Linked DNA regions of Homo sapiens: region 2 is linked to region 1. Evidence: read pairs that join two places in POLR2A ChIA-PET (ENCODE). Cell type or tissue: PC-9. All regions are shown on one strand. Links, peaks and the distances in the headings refer to the core of each region. The heading gives the core; the rest is flanking DNA. Region 1 holds the start of FBXO9 (F-box protein 9). Region 2 has its middle 32 kb from the start of GSTA3.

What was found. ChIA-PET counts read pairs that join two places held together with the same protein. Peaks named below come from ENCODE experiments on the same cell type or tissue, not always from the same donor. Only the 100,000 strongest peaks of a DNase experiment are listed, where the experiment ranks them.
Region 2: POLR2A ChIA-PET joins it to region 1 with 12 read pairs; 3 of 35 experiments call an interaction of 5 or more read pairs at or near these places.

What each region holds. Positions count from the first base shown.
Region 1 is chr6:53,062,831-53,071,166 of GRCh38, reverse strand. FBXO9 (F-box protein 9) reads right to left here and starts at 5,763. Exons shown (of 13, transcript NM_033480.3): 1 at 5,375-5,763; 2 at 24-110. The coding sequence starts at 5,377. LOC128031835 reads right to left here and starts at 5,565. Exons shown (of 1, transcript NM_001414736.1): 1 at 5,494-5,565. The coding sequence starts at 5,565. The coding sequence ends at 5,494. RefSeq lists a silencer at 5,271-5,840. In PC-9, for the core only: no CTCF peak of the experiment used is centred there; a DNase peak (open chromatin) is centred at 6,296; H3K4me3 peaks cover 2,794 bases; H3K27ac peaks cover 263 bases.
Region 2 is chr6:52,937,866-52,946,201 of GRCh38, reverse strand. It overlaps the pseudogene GSTA9P. Among named protein-coding and RNA genes, the nearest start is that of GSTA3, 32 kb to the right of the region's middle. In PC-9, for the core only: no CTCF peak of the experiment used is centred there; no DNase peak of the experiment used is centred there.

The DNA.
Region 1 (8,336 bases), core at 327-8,326:
AAGACACAATTGAAGAAACATGCCTGCAGATCTGTTTCAGCAGGACTTTCATTTTCTTCATCATCATCTGCTCTGACAGTATCAGAATGACAATCTTCCTCAGCTTCTGCCTGAGGGGGGAAAACCCAAATAATGTCAGGCATATAAACACACCAGTTGCCCTCTGCAATCTACATTTCTCATTCAGCCACTTTCTATTTAGTACCATACTGTCAACACTTTGTGGAACCCACTTTGAGTAGCAAGGCTGTAGGGGGCACTTGAGACCTTACTATTAATTTCCAAAGGAAAATGAGTCTGAAAAGCATATTCTCTACTCCAACCCACAGTACTCACGTTATTGTGAATCCTAACATTTCCCCCCCGCCAAATTTAACATCAGTTGCATCCATCCAAAAATCAATTTAATTACAGTTGTCCCTCAGTATCCACAGGTGATTAGTTCCAGGAGCCCCCAGGACACCAAAATCCCTGGGTTTTCCAGTCCCTCATATGGCATATTTGCATATAACCTATGCACATCTTCTCATATACTTTAAGTCATCTCTAGGTTACTTATAATGTAAATGCCATGTAAATAGTTCTTGTAGTATATTTTTCCTAATTTGTATTATTTTTTATTGTTGTATTGCTTTTTTTCCCCCAAATATTTTTGATCCACAGTTGAATCCCAGGATGCAGAACCTGCAGGTACAGAGGGCCAACTGTGTAATATAAAGTAACAATTCAAGTCTATTACTATTCATAAATGATTTATGATTAATCTAATTAGGTAAATGAAGCCAAATTCTTCATTAATATACATAACTACTGATAATCTATAATAAAAATTATTTTCTCTTTTTCTGGCCAGGTGCGGTGGCTCACACCTGTAATCCCCACACTTTGTGAGGCTGAGGCAGGAGCATCACTTGAGGTCAGGAGTTCAAGACCAGCCTAGCCAACATAGTGAAACCCCATCTCTACTAAAAATACAAAAAATCAGCCAGGCGTGGTGGTACACGCCTGTGGTCCCAGCTAATTGGGAGGCTGAGGTGGGAGGGTTGCTTGAGCCTGAGAGATGGAGGTTGCAGTGAGCCGAGACTGCACCATTGCACTCCAGCCTGGATGACAGAGACCCCATCATAAAAAAAAAAAAAAAAAAAAAAAGGAAAAAAGAAAAGAAAAATATTATTCTTCTTAGAAAAAAATGAAATAAAATTAGAACATCTTTGGTATTTTTTTAGTTCTACAAGACTTTAAAACTTTTTATGAGAAAAACACTTAAAGAGAATTAATCCCTAAGTACTCATGACCCAACTTCAATAATTATCAATGTAATTCCTTAGATCAAATATCAAGTCACAGTATTCATATTTCTCAAGATGTCATATGTAAAATACATATATTTCACAGTTTGTGAAATCAAGATTCAAATAAAGTCCACATTGTAATTGCTTGATATGTCTCAAGTCTTTTGTAATCCTCACTCTTTTTTCTTGTAATTTATTTGGGATGAAACTGGGTCGTTTTTCTGTAGAAGCTAGATTTTGCTGAGGTGTCAATAAATATGTTCCTTTGACCTCTTACTCTTATTTCCTATAAATTGTGGCAGGATCTTGAAAGGCTAGATTAGATTCTGCTATTTCTTTTTTCTTTTGCAAGACTGCCTCATAGGTCATGTTGTATTTTCCATCAGGAGGAGAAATGTTCTAGAATGCAGTTGACAAGGTGCTGTGACAGATGTTCCAAACATAATTGAGTCTAAGGCAAAAAGCCCAAATAATTTTAGTGTCCATAAACTTCTACAAGTCCCAAAACAGAAAATACTCTAATGTTTCATGTTAATGAAATACAACATTGCTTCTTTATAGTTATCTTCTTCACAGGTAAGTTTAATGATACCAATCAGATATAACTTGATACTTGAATTTTTTTTGATACTGTAGAATAAACAAATCCACTGGGTTCTAGGTTAAAATGTATTGTTAGGTGGCTAAAAATAACAACTTTGTTTCAGAAAATAGTAACATTTAGTTGTCCTATGGAGTTCAGCAAATAGTTATTGCTTTCTTGGGACAGAGTCTCCTTATGCAGCCCAGGATGGCCTCAAACTCCTGAGCTCCAAAGATCCTTCTGCTCCACCTCTTGAGTAGCTGAGACTACAGGCTTGTGCAGCCATACCTGGCTGTAGCAGATAGTTTTTGCTTCATGGATCACTTAAGAGAATACAGTCCAGGCAGGGTGTGGTGGCTCATGCCTGTAATCCCAACACTTTGGAAGGCTGAGGTGGAAGGACTGCTTGAGCCCAGGAGTTTGAGACAAGGCTGGGCAACATGGCAAGACCCCGTCTCTACAAAAAATACAAAAATTACCAGGGGGTGGTGGTACACAGTAGCCCCAGCTACTCGGGAGGCTGAGGTGAGAGGATTGCTTGAGCCTGGGAGATGCAGGTTGCAGTGAGCCGAGACTGCACCACTGCTCTCCAACCCAGGAGACAGAGAGAGACCCTGTCTCAAAAAAAAAAAAAAAACACATATATATATATATTCCGTAAGATGATGTCACTTCTTTTATACAGCTAGCATGTTATTAAATGTGTTCTATGAAAATATGACTTCTGTGTATTTTATATGTACTAGGAAAGCTTAGTCAAAGACTTTTAATAGTAAATGCTTTTGTAAAGAAACCCCTTCTATTTTATCTGTCTATAAATCCAATTTTTATATATTGGATCGGCTTCAGTGGAATAAAGCTAGACTGGAATTACTGTGTGTGACTTGGAGCCTAATAAAGGTTTCAATCAGATGACTTTAATTTTATCCTTTTATTCTCAATAAATGTTTGCTAAATTAAACTAAATCCTACCTTCCAGTGAAAATGGCATGTTGCCTCAGTTCAGTCTGTTAGCTAATAGATTTATTAGGAAATGAAACTTGCTCAACACTTACTGTAAAGAAATGTGGCAATCAGGGAAATGGCCTTCAAGGTAAGCTAGATAATAATAAAACCCATTTAATTTTACTGGTTCCAAAGATGGTAAGTTTTACAATTGCAAATTTTAGTCATATGTTATTTCAGGGCGGCCAGGGGGGGGAGGGTAATGTTTATATTAACACACATCTTTAACACAGCTACCAGATATACTTGCACTATATTACAGAACATAAATTAGCCTTGCCTCCTATCTTATCTCTGGCAAGCAGACTCAAAGCAGAGGTGCCTTTCAGACTTGAACCAGTTAGTATATGGTAAAATGCTGGGCACACTGTAAAGCACACATCTGTGAAGAAATAAATGAGATCAAGAACTCAGATGAATTTCTAGAAAAATGGAAAATTTAAGGATTAATGTATTGTCAAATACATTATTTTTTAGTTTCTTTAAGTTGGGAGCTTTTCCTACTAAGAACACCATTAGTAGGAAAATATGTAATGAAAGACTGAGCGTATAAATCCCACTGAGAAGTGTATTTCTCTCTCTTCTCAAGAGTCTGCTTTATTATTGCAAACTCTAAGTACAGGTAATGCGAGGGGACCTGAGTTCTGTGGGGTATCCTTTGTAATTTAGTTTTCTAACTCTTGCCTAGCAGTCATTCTAAACTGACTTCAAGAGCTTCCCCTGCTCTGTCCAGTTGGCTTGCATACGCTGCTTGCTCTATCTGGAATGCCTTCTTCCTCACTTAGCTATTTCTACTCATTCTTCAAGATTCAGCTCAGGGTTCATCTTAGTCAGAAGCATTTTTCAACATTTTTGTGTTCCCATAACACTTGTGCTTACTTTTATCACAACATTTGTACTGAGGTTGGCTGTTTCATTTACTAGATTTAAGGCATCCAGGACAGGAACACATCTCAGTTACCTCTGTAACCATAAGGTCAAACACATTGCTTGATTTGTAGTAAAGGCCTGTCTAGGCCTCAGCTGTCATGTCTATGGGACATCTATAAAGAGGTATGGTGATCTACTGAGGTCCCTTTTCATGTGACATTCTGTGATTAAAAGTTTATCATAAATCACCTTGCAGGTTTGGTTATATTGAAGATCTAGTATTGTACCAGAGTCTCACACTATGCCAGGCTAATAGGTACTCAAAAATATTGGCTGAATCGACAAATAAAATGCCATCTGGATAATGTGTATCTGAAGGATGAGGAAAGGAAATGGGAGAAGTGTAATATAGACAGCATCTTTCTTCTCCCCTGTGTTACAGTGGAGCTCTAAACCATTCTTACTTTGATTTTGACAGTATGATCACAAAAACAAACTATTATATCTGGGATCGGCTGAGTTGACATTTGGTCAATTCAACTACTACTTGAAATAAGTAGGGCCTCAGATGCCACCTGGAGGTTTTCCTTTTATTTTTCATAATCGAGTTTGACCTAAATATCACCTTCACTTGAATAGCTCATGTGTATGAGTAGTCCATGTCTTCATCATGTTACTCCTGTTTCACAGGTGCGATTAATAAATTATAAAGGCTAAGTACTTAATCCCGGTCAGAGAACTACTTCTGAAAGTTTAGGGGCAGGGGCAATTGCCTTTTCTATCCTCCAGATTAATTTAATAAAAATAAATTCAGCCATTCATTTATGCAATAAATATTTGAGTCCACTATAAATTAAATCGTTTGGAATTATTGCATCCCTGATTCTTTAAGCCCCAGCCAGAGATTAGTTTCTCAGATGAACAATTTATTCTAAACCAAAGAAAGGCATAGGGCAGAGACTACGTATTCCAATATGGAACAGTCTCATGGAATCTGCACTGTCAAGCTCTGCAACTTAGCTCAGTCTCTCATTTGGACGGCACCGACGCCGCGGAGACGAACCCTCCAACCCCACTCCGCCAGGACCGCCTGCCAACATCCTCCCAGGGAATGACGCCTCGCGGGGCAGATGCGTCCTACACCCAGGGCTCCTCAAGGTGCCGGCAGGGACTGTCGGTGGGCCTGGCTTTTCCGCAGAAGAGCAATCAACAAGTGTCTCCTCTTGCCAGAGCTCCCTCCCGAATTCAGGCGCTGTGACAGCTTACCTCAATCTATGCTCAATGCTTCTGATAAAATCCCTTGAGAGGACCGAGACTGGTTCAATATACTCAGTGAGCCGAGAAGGGACATTTTCCCCGGCTGTCCTGCAAACCCTCCTCCTCACATCGAGCTCGGCGGGGGTTGGGGAGGCTCAGCAGGAAGGAATCCTGGGGAGAAGCCAGGGTTGGCACCCCCCGCCCCCCGACGCACTCCTTCTCAGGCCAGGGCCCTCTAACGGGTGGCAGCCGTGAAGCTCCCACTCCTCCCCAGAGTCCCCGCCGACCCCCAGCCCTAGGCCCGGCCCCTCTGCACACCACGCTCCCGCCCCGCGGCGTCCACCCTCGAGCCCCCTGGCCAGGTTACCATGCTGGCGGGGCGGCCTGCTGCGCTCGAGGGGCTCTCCGTGCCCCCTCTGCACCGCCCCCCGGAGGAGGGGTGCTGGGTGTCCGGGTGTCTACTCCTGCCTGTCTCTGCAGCGGAGCTTAGCAGAGTTCTCGGTCGGAGAAGCGCACCAGGCAGCGGCAATAACTGCGGGCCCGGCGTACGGCAGCCATCTTCGCGGGGCAGGGGGCCAGATCGGGGCGCGCTGGGGTGGCGGCGGCTGCCGGGGACTCGGGGAGTGGAGGGACGCCCGTTGCCAGCCGAGGCGGGGGATTGTGCGAGCACCGGAGCGTCAGCCCTACTGGAGACCCCGGACGCCGCCGCGGAGCTGCCCCCTCAGCTGCGGAAACCTGCGCCGACGCGCCGAGCATGCGCAGTGCCGGTGCTGCCCGTGTGGGCGGCCCGGCCACCCATCCCCGCGGGCTGCCTAGTGGAGGGCTAAGGGTCGCGGACCTACTGTGTGCGCGCGCCTGACGCGGGGGGTGAGGCTGCCCGGGTGCCGAACCTCAAGCCCAACCCGCGTGTTGGGCTGAGTGAACACTTAAGCGAACTTGAACAAGCATTACCTCAAAAATTTTTACAACCCAAATTTAGGGGTGGGCCCTTAAAGCAAGCCGCCCTGAGAAGCATCGAACTGGACGCTTGGGACAGTCGCTACAAAGTCCTCGGAGCCTCTGGCTAGAGTCCCGCGCCAGGAATGCAGGAAAACAGTGAAATTTCTCAACAGTCACAGTTGTTATAACGACTAAAGTTTTTGAGAGCACAGACAGACTGGAGATTGAGGAAAAGACGCGCTTTGGCGCCCAGCAGGAGGAAAGAGCCAACGCAAGGCATGTCTCACTACAGATCCCATAATGCAGTGCGAAAAGGGCTTGCGATTCCATGGCCCTGAAACCCAAGTGCCGTGGAGACGGCGCCCGCGAGGCACTCTGGGATTTGTAGTCGGCCGCTCAGGTTTGAGCACCGGAACTTACACTTGGTCCTCGGCCCCACCTCTTAAAGCCCAAACTACCTGATTTCTTCTTGAGTGAATGTACTTGTTCATAAGGTGATACTTTGCTTTTACACAATTTAAATCTTTTTAACTACGGGTTTGCCTGTTTTGTGAAAACTGATAGGCTTCATAGCCTATAACTTTAATTTAGCAAACATTTACTGAGTTTTTAAAGTTTCTAGTGGTGCCAGGGACTAATAGGCTTCCAAACATTCAACGAGTTTACAGAGTTTAAATTTCTAATCCATTCTATTCTGGAGAGATTAAAAATGCAGTATATCCGCTGGGCGCGGTGGCCCACGCCTGTAATCCCAACACTTTGGGAGGCCGAGGCGGGTGGCTCACGAGGTCAAGAGTTCGAGACCAGCCTCACCAACATGGTGAAACCCCGTCTCTACTAAGAATACAAAAATTAGTTGGGCTTGGTGGCGCGCTCCTGTAATACCAGTTACTCAGGAGGCTGAGGCAGGAGAATCGCTTGAAACCGGGAGGCAGAGGTTGCAGTGTTCGCGCCACTGCACTACAGCGTGGGCGACAGAGTGAGACTCCGTCTCAAAAAAAAAAAAAATTGTAGTACATCTTTGGCACAGAAATGGAGGTGAAAGTGCTGAGGGAGGGGAGAGAGCGAGAGAGTGAAGGGGAGAGAGAACGAGCTACAATAAGGAAGTCCAAATGCCGTGTTTTGTTTTGCTGAGACAGAGTCTCGCTGTAGCCCAGGCTGGATTGCAGTGGCGCCATCTCGGCTAACTGTAACCTCCGCCTCCCGGGTTCAAGGAATTCTCCTGCCTCAGCCTCCTGAGTAACTGGGATTACAGCGAGCGCCCCCAAGCCCAGCTAATTCTTGTATTTTTAGTACAGACGGGGTTTCACCATGTTGGTGAGGCTGGTCTCGAACTCCTGACCTCGTGATCCGCCCGCCTCGGCCTCCCAAAGTGCTGGGATTACAGGCGTGAGCCACTGCGCCCGGCCTGCCATGTTTTAATATTGGGATCCACCCTTCGGATGCGTGTGTTTTTATTTGCACCCTAAGTCAGCTACCTATAAAAAATGCCTTACTGTTTAAAAGAGGCCAAAAATTTAAATTTTTTGTTTTAAAGGAGACTCTAGGGCTTAAGTCTTTTTAAGGATAAATTTCCTCCCAATGAACTCCTTAAAATTGAATTTTGAAATTTAAATTGGGGGGAAAGGTTAAATCTAAGATTTATAATAGAATAAAATGATAAATGTGACTCTTACATACTGAGAATGAAGTATTGAAATAGTTTGGGAACAAATCTGTTTCATTTAAAATGTTGAGTGCTAGTTTAAAATAGCCTGGTCAATTACACAGATGGTTTCTTTTATTCTAGCAAGTAATTAAAGCTTAATAAAATAATATTTGTAAAGATAAATTGAGCATTAAAATACTGTTATGCTTCATAGCTACTAATTTTCTATTTTCAGTCAGTTCCACAGTATCCACTAGACCTCATTACAAGGTTATATTCTCATATTATATTTACAGGATTATAATTTCCTGAGGCCAAAACTACTGATCTAGGCTACTTACTAGCCTAGCAGACTCTTGCTAAAAGGTAGACCAAGACAGTACCTTTGTTTGCCAGGTAGACCTGCTTGGACAATTTGACTAAAACTGATCATTTTACTTTAGAAATTGCTTTTCATGGGAGTAGTATATGACTTGTTAGATTCCTTGTCGTGTCTCTATCTTTTCACTGATAATGATTTTCAGTTTTCATTTGCCATATGGGCTGGCTGTTAAATAGGTAAACACAAAGGTAGATATCAATGTTATACATATGTCAAGTGGCCAGATGACCTTTTTCCATTTGGGAGAGGAAATCTAAAGAAGCTTGACTGTCTTATATCTTGCATGTTTCTTCCACAAGATCAAGAGGAGAGAAGGATTCAGGTCTTGGTATAGATTTTTTCAGTAAAAAACAATCTTCA
Region 2 (8,336 bases), core at 196-8,195, 120 kb after region 1:
GTCTCATAGATGACTTTGGGTTTCCTTATATGCTGTGTAATTTTTAGCTGTGAGTTTGTCTTTAGCAGGAGTCCTATTTCATTTATTTGATATAGCCCATCAAGTGTTTATACTATAGAATTCACTGATTCTGGCGATTTTTCCCCATCCACACTAACATTTATTTTTATTCTTGCATATATTACGAGAAGATACATAGCACTTGAATTTACCTTTGCTCATTATTTATCAAGTATACCCATATGCATCTGGTGCATAAAGATGCACCTGAGAGATTTCTAAATATTCACTCTTCACTGGATAGTGAAAAATTAGCTTTCTATGTGGCTCTGGTTTGGACTTGTGGGATCACATTGGTCACTTGTTTCTACTGGTGGTATAGCCAGCAGGTTTAAGCTAGTTGTAACTTTTGTGTCTCTCTACACTGGTGGATACAATTTTGCTTAGCCACCTCCAGGTTTATAATAGGAGCCCAGTACTAGCATTTCACCACCCAAAAGGACTCGATAATCACTGGCAAAAACTTCCCCAAAAAAATTGTGCCAGTTTACAGCATGTGTTAGAGTGTTGGTTTCATCCTATTCTTACCAGCACTGGAGATTTGTTGTTGTTGTTGTTGTTAAGATTCTTTATTAAATCTAATCAGTACAAAGGCTTCATGCTCTTGTTAAGTATTTAGCCATGCAAAATGGTTTTTACTCTCATTTGATATTCTTTATTATTTTTCTTTCTGTAGATTTTGAAAGACCATGGAGAGGATTTTCTTGTTGGCAACAAATTCAGCTGGGCAGACATACAGCTGTTAGAAGCTATTTTAATGGTGGAAGAACTCAAAGCTTCTGTTCTTTCTGACTTCCCTCTGCTAAAGGTAGTGTATTAACATCCACACAAAGCCCAGAAAAAAATGAACAAAGACTGAAGCAAAATGTGCCTTTAGGCCAATCTCAAAAGAAACTTAAGAACATTGGGGTGTGTGTGTGTGTATGTGTGTGTGTGTGTGTGTGTGTGTATGTGTGTGTGTGTGTGTGTGTGTGTGTGGTGGGGTTTTGTTGTTGTTGTTTGGTTTTTTTGAGACAAGGTTTCACTCTGTTGCCTAGGTTCGAGTGCAGTGGCATGATCATGGCTCACTGCAGACTTGACCTCTTGGCCTCAAGCGATCCTCCCACCTCATCCTCCAGAGTAGCTGGGACCACAGGTGAGTGCCACCACACCTGGCTATTTTTTTAATCAGGGAACCTGCCCCGATAGTCACTTAGGTTCTTTTCTATTTTCCTTAAGCATTGGCCAGCTTGAGAAATAAAGGGACAGAGTACAAAAGAGAGAAATTTTAAAGCTGGGCATCCGGGGGAGACATCACATGTCGGTAGGTTCCATGATGCCCCACAAACCGCAAAAACCAGCAAGTTTTTATTAGGGATTTTCAAAAGGGGAGGGAGTGTGCGAATAGGTGTGGGTCACAGACATCAAGTACTTTACAAGGTAATAGAATATCACAAGGCAAGTGGAGGCAGGGAGAGATCACAGGACCACAGGACCGAGGCGAAATTAAAATTGCTAATGAAGTTTTGGGCACCATTGTCATTGATAACATCTTATCAGAAGACAGGGTTTTGAGATCAACTTGTCTGACCAAAATTTATTAGGTGGGAATTTCCTCTTCCTAATAAGCCTGGGAGCACTATGGGAGACTGGGGTCTATTTCACCCCTGCAGTCTCGACCATAAAAGACAGGCACACCTGGGGGGGCCATTTATAGGCCTATACCTCCAGGCGTGTATTCTCTTTCCCAGGGATGTTCCTTGCTGAGAAAAAGAATTCAGTGATATTTCTCCCATTTGCTTTTGAAGGAAGAGAAATATGGCTCTGTTCCATCCGGGTCACTGGCGGTCAGAGTTTAAGGTTCTCTCTCTTATTCCCTGAACAATTGCTGTTATCTTGTTCTTTTTTCAAGGTACCCAGATTTCATATTGCTCAAACACACATGCTGTACAATTTGTGCAGTTAAGGCAATTATCACATGGTCTGAGGCGACATACATCCTCCTCAGCTGACAGGATTAAGAGATTAAAGTAAAGACAGGCATAGGAAATCACAAGGGTATTGACTGGGGAAGTGATAAGTGTCCATGAAATCTTCACAATTTATGTTTAGAGATTGCAGTAAAGGCAGGCATAAGAAATTATAAAAGTATTAATTTGGGGAACTAATAAATGTCCATGAAATCTTCACAATCCATGTTCTTCTGCCATGGCTTCAGCCGATCCCTCCATTTGGGGTCCCTGACTTCCCGCAACTCTGCTAAAGGTAGTGTATTAACATCCACACAAAGCCCAGAAAAAAATGAACAAAGACTGAAGCAAAATGTGCCTTTAGGCCAATCTCAAAAGAAACTTAAGAACATTGGGGGGTGTGTGTGTGTGTGTGTGTGTGTGTGTGTGTGTGTGGTGGGGTTTTGTTGTTGTTGTTTGTTTTTTTGAGACAAGGTTTCACTCTGTTGCCTAGGTTGGAGTGCAGTGGCATGATCATGGCTCACTGCAGACTTGACCTCTTGGCCTCAAGCGATCCTCCCACCTCATCCTCCAAAGCAGCTGGGACCAAAGGTGTGTGCCACCACACCTGGCTATTTTTTTTTTTTTTTTTGTAGAGATGGGGGTTTCTCTATGTTACCCAGGGTGGCCTCAAACACCTGGCCTCAAGCAGTCCCCTGGCCTTGGCCCACCAAAGTGTTGGGATTACAGGCATAAGCCACCATGCCTGGCCCAAGAACACTGTTTTAAAAATCATTCTGGCTGGGCGCGGTGGCTCATGCCTGTAATCCCAGCACTTGGGGAGGCTGAGGTGGGTGGATCACGAGGTCAGGAGATCGAGACCATCCTGGCCAACATGGTGAAAACCCGTCTCTACTAACAATACAAAAATTAGCTGGGCATGGTGGCGCATGCCTGTAATCCCAGCTACTCGGGAGGGTGAGGCGGGAGAATCACTTGAACCCAGGAGGCGGAGGTTGCAGTGCGCCGGGATAGCACCACTGCACTCCAGCCTGGTGACATAGTGACTCCGTCTCAAAAAAAAAAAAAAAACCATTCTTGGCCTGGCGCAGTGGCTCACACCTCACGCTGTAACCCTGTCTCTACTAAAAATACAAAAATTAGCTAAGCGTGGCAGCCTGCCCCTGTAATCCCAGCTACTCGGGAAGCTGAGGCAGGAGAATCACTTGAACCTGGGAGGTGGAGGTTGCAGTGAGCTGAGATTGTGCCACCGCACTCCAGCCTGGCAACAGAGCGAGACTCTTCTCAAGAAAAAAAAACTAAATAAACAATCATTCTTTTCTTCATTTTGGTTATTTTTCTTTTGCTTATCTACAGGATCTGTTAGGAAATAAAACTTTATGAAGGGGGAAAAGAATTGATTATTTTGATGTCTAGCATGAACATTTAGTACTTTCCTGTTTTTAGTGCTTTTAAAATTTTCTTCCTGACAAAACAAAGCTGACAAGTCTGTCTTCGTTGCTTCTCCCTCTAGGTCCTACCAGACAACCCTGCCTGCTTTTAGTCCCCCTGATTTTGGGGCCCCACATAGTTCCTGCATTGTTCAGAGCATCTGCTTAGGGGACACTGTCAGCCTCCTGTTGCACTGCCCCAGCCCTCAGACAGAATTCCACTCCTGCCAGACCTTACCTGGCCTCTGTTCCAGTTCCTGAGAAACATTTTATCTAATAGGTAACCACGGGTCTTGTGGTTTAAGAATTAGCAGTTTTTCTTATTACAAAAGAAATGCAAGTTCATGTAGTTACATTAGACATTTGTGTAAACCAAAAGACGAAAAGAAAAAAGACTGGCTGGGTGCGGTGGCTCATGCCTGTAATCCCAGCATTTTAGGAGGGTGAGACAGGCAGATCACCTCAGGTCAGGAGTCCAAGACCAGTCTGGCCAACATAGTGAAACCCTATCTCTACTAAAAATACAAAAATTAGCTGGGCGTGGTGGGGCATGCCTGTAATCCCAGCTATTCGGGAGGCTGAGGCAGGAGAATTGCTTGAATCCGGGAGGTGGAGGTTTCACTGAGCCAAGATCACACCACTGCACTCCAGCTTGGGCTACAGAGCAAGACTCTGTCTCAAAAAAGAAAAGAAAAAAGACCTATAATCTCACCAGCCAAATGTTATCTGCATGAGATTTTCTGACCTATTATTTTGCATTTTCCCTCCAAATAGGGTCATACTAAAGATTGTTTTGTGGCCTGCATTTAACATTCTTTTCAATTATCATGAGTATATTTACAGGTCAACAAATATTCTTTTGAAACAGTATGCTATTTTATTTTCATTAATCAATAGAATCACATCTTCTTTAAAAAATCAGAGCTATGGCCGGGTGTGATGGTGCACGCCTATAATCCCAGCACTTTTGGAGGCTGAAGCAGGCAGATCACTAGAGGTCAGGAGTTTGAGACCAGCCTGGCCAACATACTGAGAACCTGTCTCTACTAAAAATATAAAAAATTAGCCAGGTGTGGTGGTTTTCACCTGTAATCCCAGCTACTCAGGAGGCTGAGGCAGGAGAATCACTTGCACCCGGGAGGTGGAGATTGTAGTGAGCCAAGATCACGCCATTGTACTCCAGCCTAGGCGACAGAGTGAGACTTCATCTAAAAAAAAAAAATTGAGAGCTATATTAAAAGAGCATAAATTCAGAATTCTCATTCCCACCCCTTCCCCGCCACCTTTCTGCTCCCATAATCACTTTATTGGCATTCTATGTATACTTCCAGTGTTCCTATTTATGCTGATAAAAGCAAATCGGAATATATAGTTGTATTCTTTGCCACTCTCAAGTTTCTTGCACAAAATAGAAAATAGTGTATATTCTGTTCTGCCCCGGGCTTTTTATTATTATTATTATTAATGCATTTTAGAGATCCTTCCTTGTCAATACAAGGACCTTCCTCTTTCCTGTTACATAAGAGCATTTTAAATTACTAGTTTATACTCCTTGTAGAGAAGTACCATAATTTACATAACCAGTCTCCTTTTCCTAGAAACATAGGTTCTTTCCAATTTTTAGCATGTTAACATCCTTTTTTTTTATTTTTTGGTGGGGGACAGAGTCTTGCTCTGTTGCCTGGGCTAGAGTGCAGTGGCACGATCTCGGCTCACTGCAACCTCTGCGTCCTGGGTTCAAGCGATTCTCCTGCCTCAGCTTGCTGAGTAGCTGGGATTAGAGGCTCATGCCACCATGCCCGGCTAATTTTTGTATTTTTAGTAGAGACAGGGTTTCACCATATTGGCCAGGCTGGTCTCAAACTCATGACCTCATGATCCATCTATCTTAGCCTCCCAAAGTGCTGGGATTACAGGTGAAAGCCACCACGCCTAGCCCCTGTTAACATTCTTATAGCTATTTCTTTCTTAAAAAAAAGTTTTGTAGAGATGGGGGTCTCACTCTGTTGTTGGGCTGGTCTTGAACTACTGAGCTCAAACAATTCTCCCACCTCAGCCGCCCAAAGTACCAGGATTACAGGTGTGAGCCACCACACTTGGCCTCTTATAGCTATTTCTTTGCTCACACCCTTACTTATTCCTTTATAATAATTCCTAAAACAAGAATTGATAGGTCAAGAATATGAATGTGACCAGATGTGGTGGCTCGTGTCTGTAATCCTAGCATTTTGGGAGGCTGAGGCAGGTGGATCACTAGAGGTCAGGAGTTCAAGACTAGCTTGGCTAACATGGTGAGACCCTGTCTCTACTAAAAATACAAAAATTAGCCAGGTGTGGTGATGCATGCCTGTAATCCCAGCTACTTGGAAGGCTGAGGTGGGAGAATTGCTTGAACTCAGGAGGTGGAAGTTGCAGTGAGCTGAGATTGTGCCACTGCATGCTAGCCTGGGCAACAGAGTGAGACTCCATCTCAAAAAAAAAAAAAAGAATATGAATATTTTAGGGGTATGCACTGCCTGATTGTGACTTTTTAATAGATAATATAACTCATGCTAAACTTGTCAGCAGTTGTATTATTATCCATCCCAGAAATACCCAGCAAACACTTGTTGAGGGATTAAGCAGATTCAGTACACTGTACTCCATAAACTGAGGTCTAAGCACCCTTCATTCATGACAAAGTTGAGATTTTTCTTAAAGGTTGTGACTGCTATTGAGGCCCTGATTTTACTCTTTCTTATTTCAGGCATTTAAAATAAGAATCAGCAACATCCCTACAATTAAGAAGTTCCTGCAGCCTGGGAGTCAGAGGAAGCCACCCCCGATACCCACTATGTTGAACTTGCCAGGAAGATAGTGCTGCTCTAATGGCAGCAGGTTGCGTGATGACAAACATGATGATCCAGTCACAGCACCAGCATGTGCTGTCTGCAGAGGATAATAGAAGCAAACTGTAGATCCCAGGAGCAAAGTGTCTGAAAAGAACAAAACCATGCTGCCATTAACAGCAACGCTGATTAAATGTAGTATAAAATCATTCAGATGTGTGTGGCTTTTTAAAGTCTGTCAGTTGTGGATGATAGTCTACAACTTTTATGAAATAAATGTTCTGTATAAATAAATAGGAGCCAGATATATGTAGGGCAGGGGCCCACATATAACCCTGTTCTTCTGTCTGCATCAAGATTGGGACCATTGAGGGAACAGGGACCAGCAATTTGCAGGGAAGGATCTCTCCAACACCCACCATAATTGCTGAGTACTTGGGGTAAGAAAAAAAGTGGCAAATGACAAATTAAGAGTTAGACATTGGCTGATGCTAGTAAATCTTACAGGGATGTGTGGGGAACAGAGAATGTTCATTCTGAAACCCTGAAAAAAAGTTGGATATTTAGACAACACTTTTCCACCTAACAGAGCCACCCAAGACTGAATTTTGCTATGATGAAACAATTCCAAGTAGCACTGAGATTAAGATATAATAATATAACTGACAAATACTACTTATACAAGCTGAACAAAAGACTCCCCAGCCTTGATACATTTTTTTTTTTTTAAGATACAGGGTCCTCTGTCACCCAGGCTGGAGTGCAGTGGTGCAATCATAGCTCTCTGCAACCTTGAACTCTTTCTTTAAGGGTACCTATTATGTTCTAAACTGTAAAATTTGAAACTCAGCCTCATGTTGGGGCTTGTTTGATGGGAGGCAGAAGAGCTGACTTTGTCGCAGAGCATATATTCAGGATGATGTTGTAGGCATAATTGTAGTTCCTGGTGGTCTCTGGTCTGAAGCAAGGTCTCTGATCTGCCAGTGGTTTGGGGCACACAACTCTATCAGCTTCCAACTCCTGCTGGGACATTCCATCCCGGGTTGCACACTTTATTAACAGCTGAGTGTGTATCCAGGTATATGTCCTTCCTTGTGAAATGACTTAATTACCACCAGACTTCATGCCATTTCCTCAGGGCCACTACACGGCATAACCATTCCCTACATTACCTTCTGCCCCATTCATTCTTCTTCTTCTCTTCAGATGATGGACTGAGCAACAGGGTTTTTTCTGATAACCCAGGCCATTCAGCATCCCCCCAAGCCAGTCCATGTAGACCTGAGCTCCAGCTCCCAGAGTGGTCAAATCCCAACCTGGAGATTAGTATTCAGCTTGTCGTCCCACCTCATTCCCCACCCTGAGCAAGCCATTGCCAGCCAGCTACCAGATGATGAAAAAGACAGAGTAATATGGATTGGGAGAAGAGGCTTTTCACTGGAAACCCTGCACCTGCTTCCCGTGTGGGATGACTTTTCCCCCTGACCTCCAGCAAAGCCAAGGATCTGAACTTGTAGGAATTGAGTGGAAAAGAAAAATTCATTTTTAATAATTCAAAACTGTAAACCAATTTCTTTTTGTTATAATTACATGGCCTTGGTTAATAATTCAGACAGTATAAAAGGCTATACAGTGAAAAAGGAAATCCTTCTTTCTCTGAATTGCTTTCAAAACAACCACTTCTGGGCCTTTACTCCTTACTCTAATGCCTCCCTTGGGTTTCCAAGTGCTGTGTGATTGAGTTCCTGGTGCTCCAAGCCACTTTTCCTTTGGTTCTACTTCATAGGTTTTGAAAACAAGCCCTTAGGCCTGACCTCTGCCTGGCATGCTGGCATGCTCTCACAGAATTCCCCAAAGTCACCACAGACACAGCCAGCCAGCCGGTCAGTGCCAGAAGCATGTTTCATTGTCTAGTCATCTCGTAAGTACAAGTTGATGTCTTTCTTGTAATAGTCTTCATCTCTTCATTCTTCCCTGTGTGGTTTTATTTGGGCCTGTTCCCTAGCTTCTTGGTTGGGGTCTCACCCAAACTAGTAGAGGTAACCATGGGTGCCCGAGGAAAAGTGAGC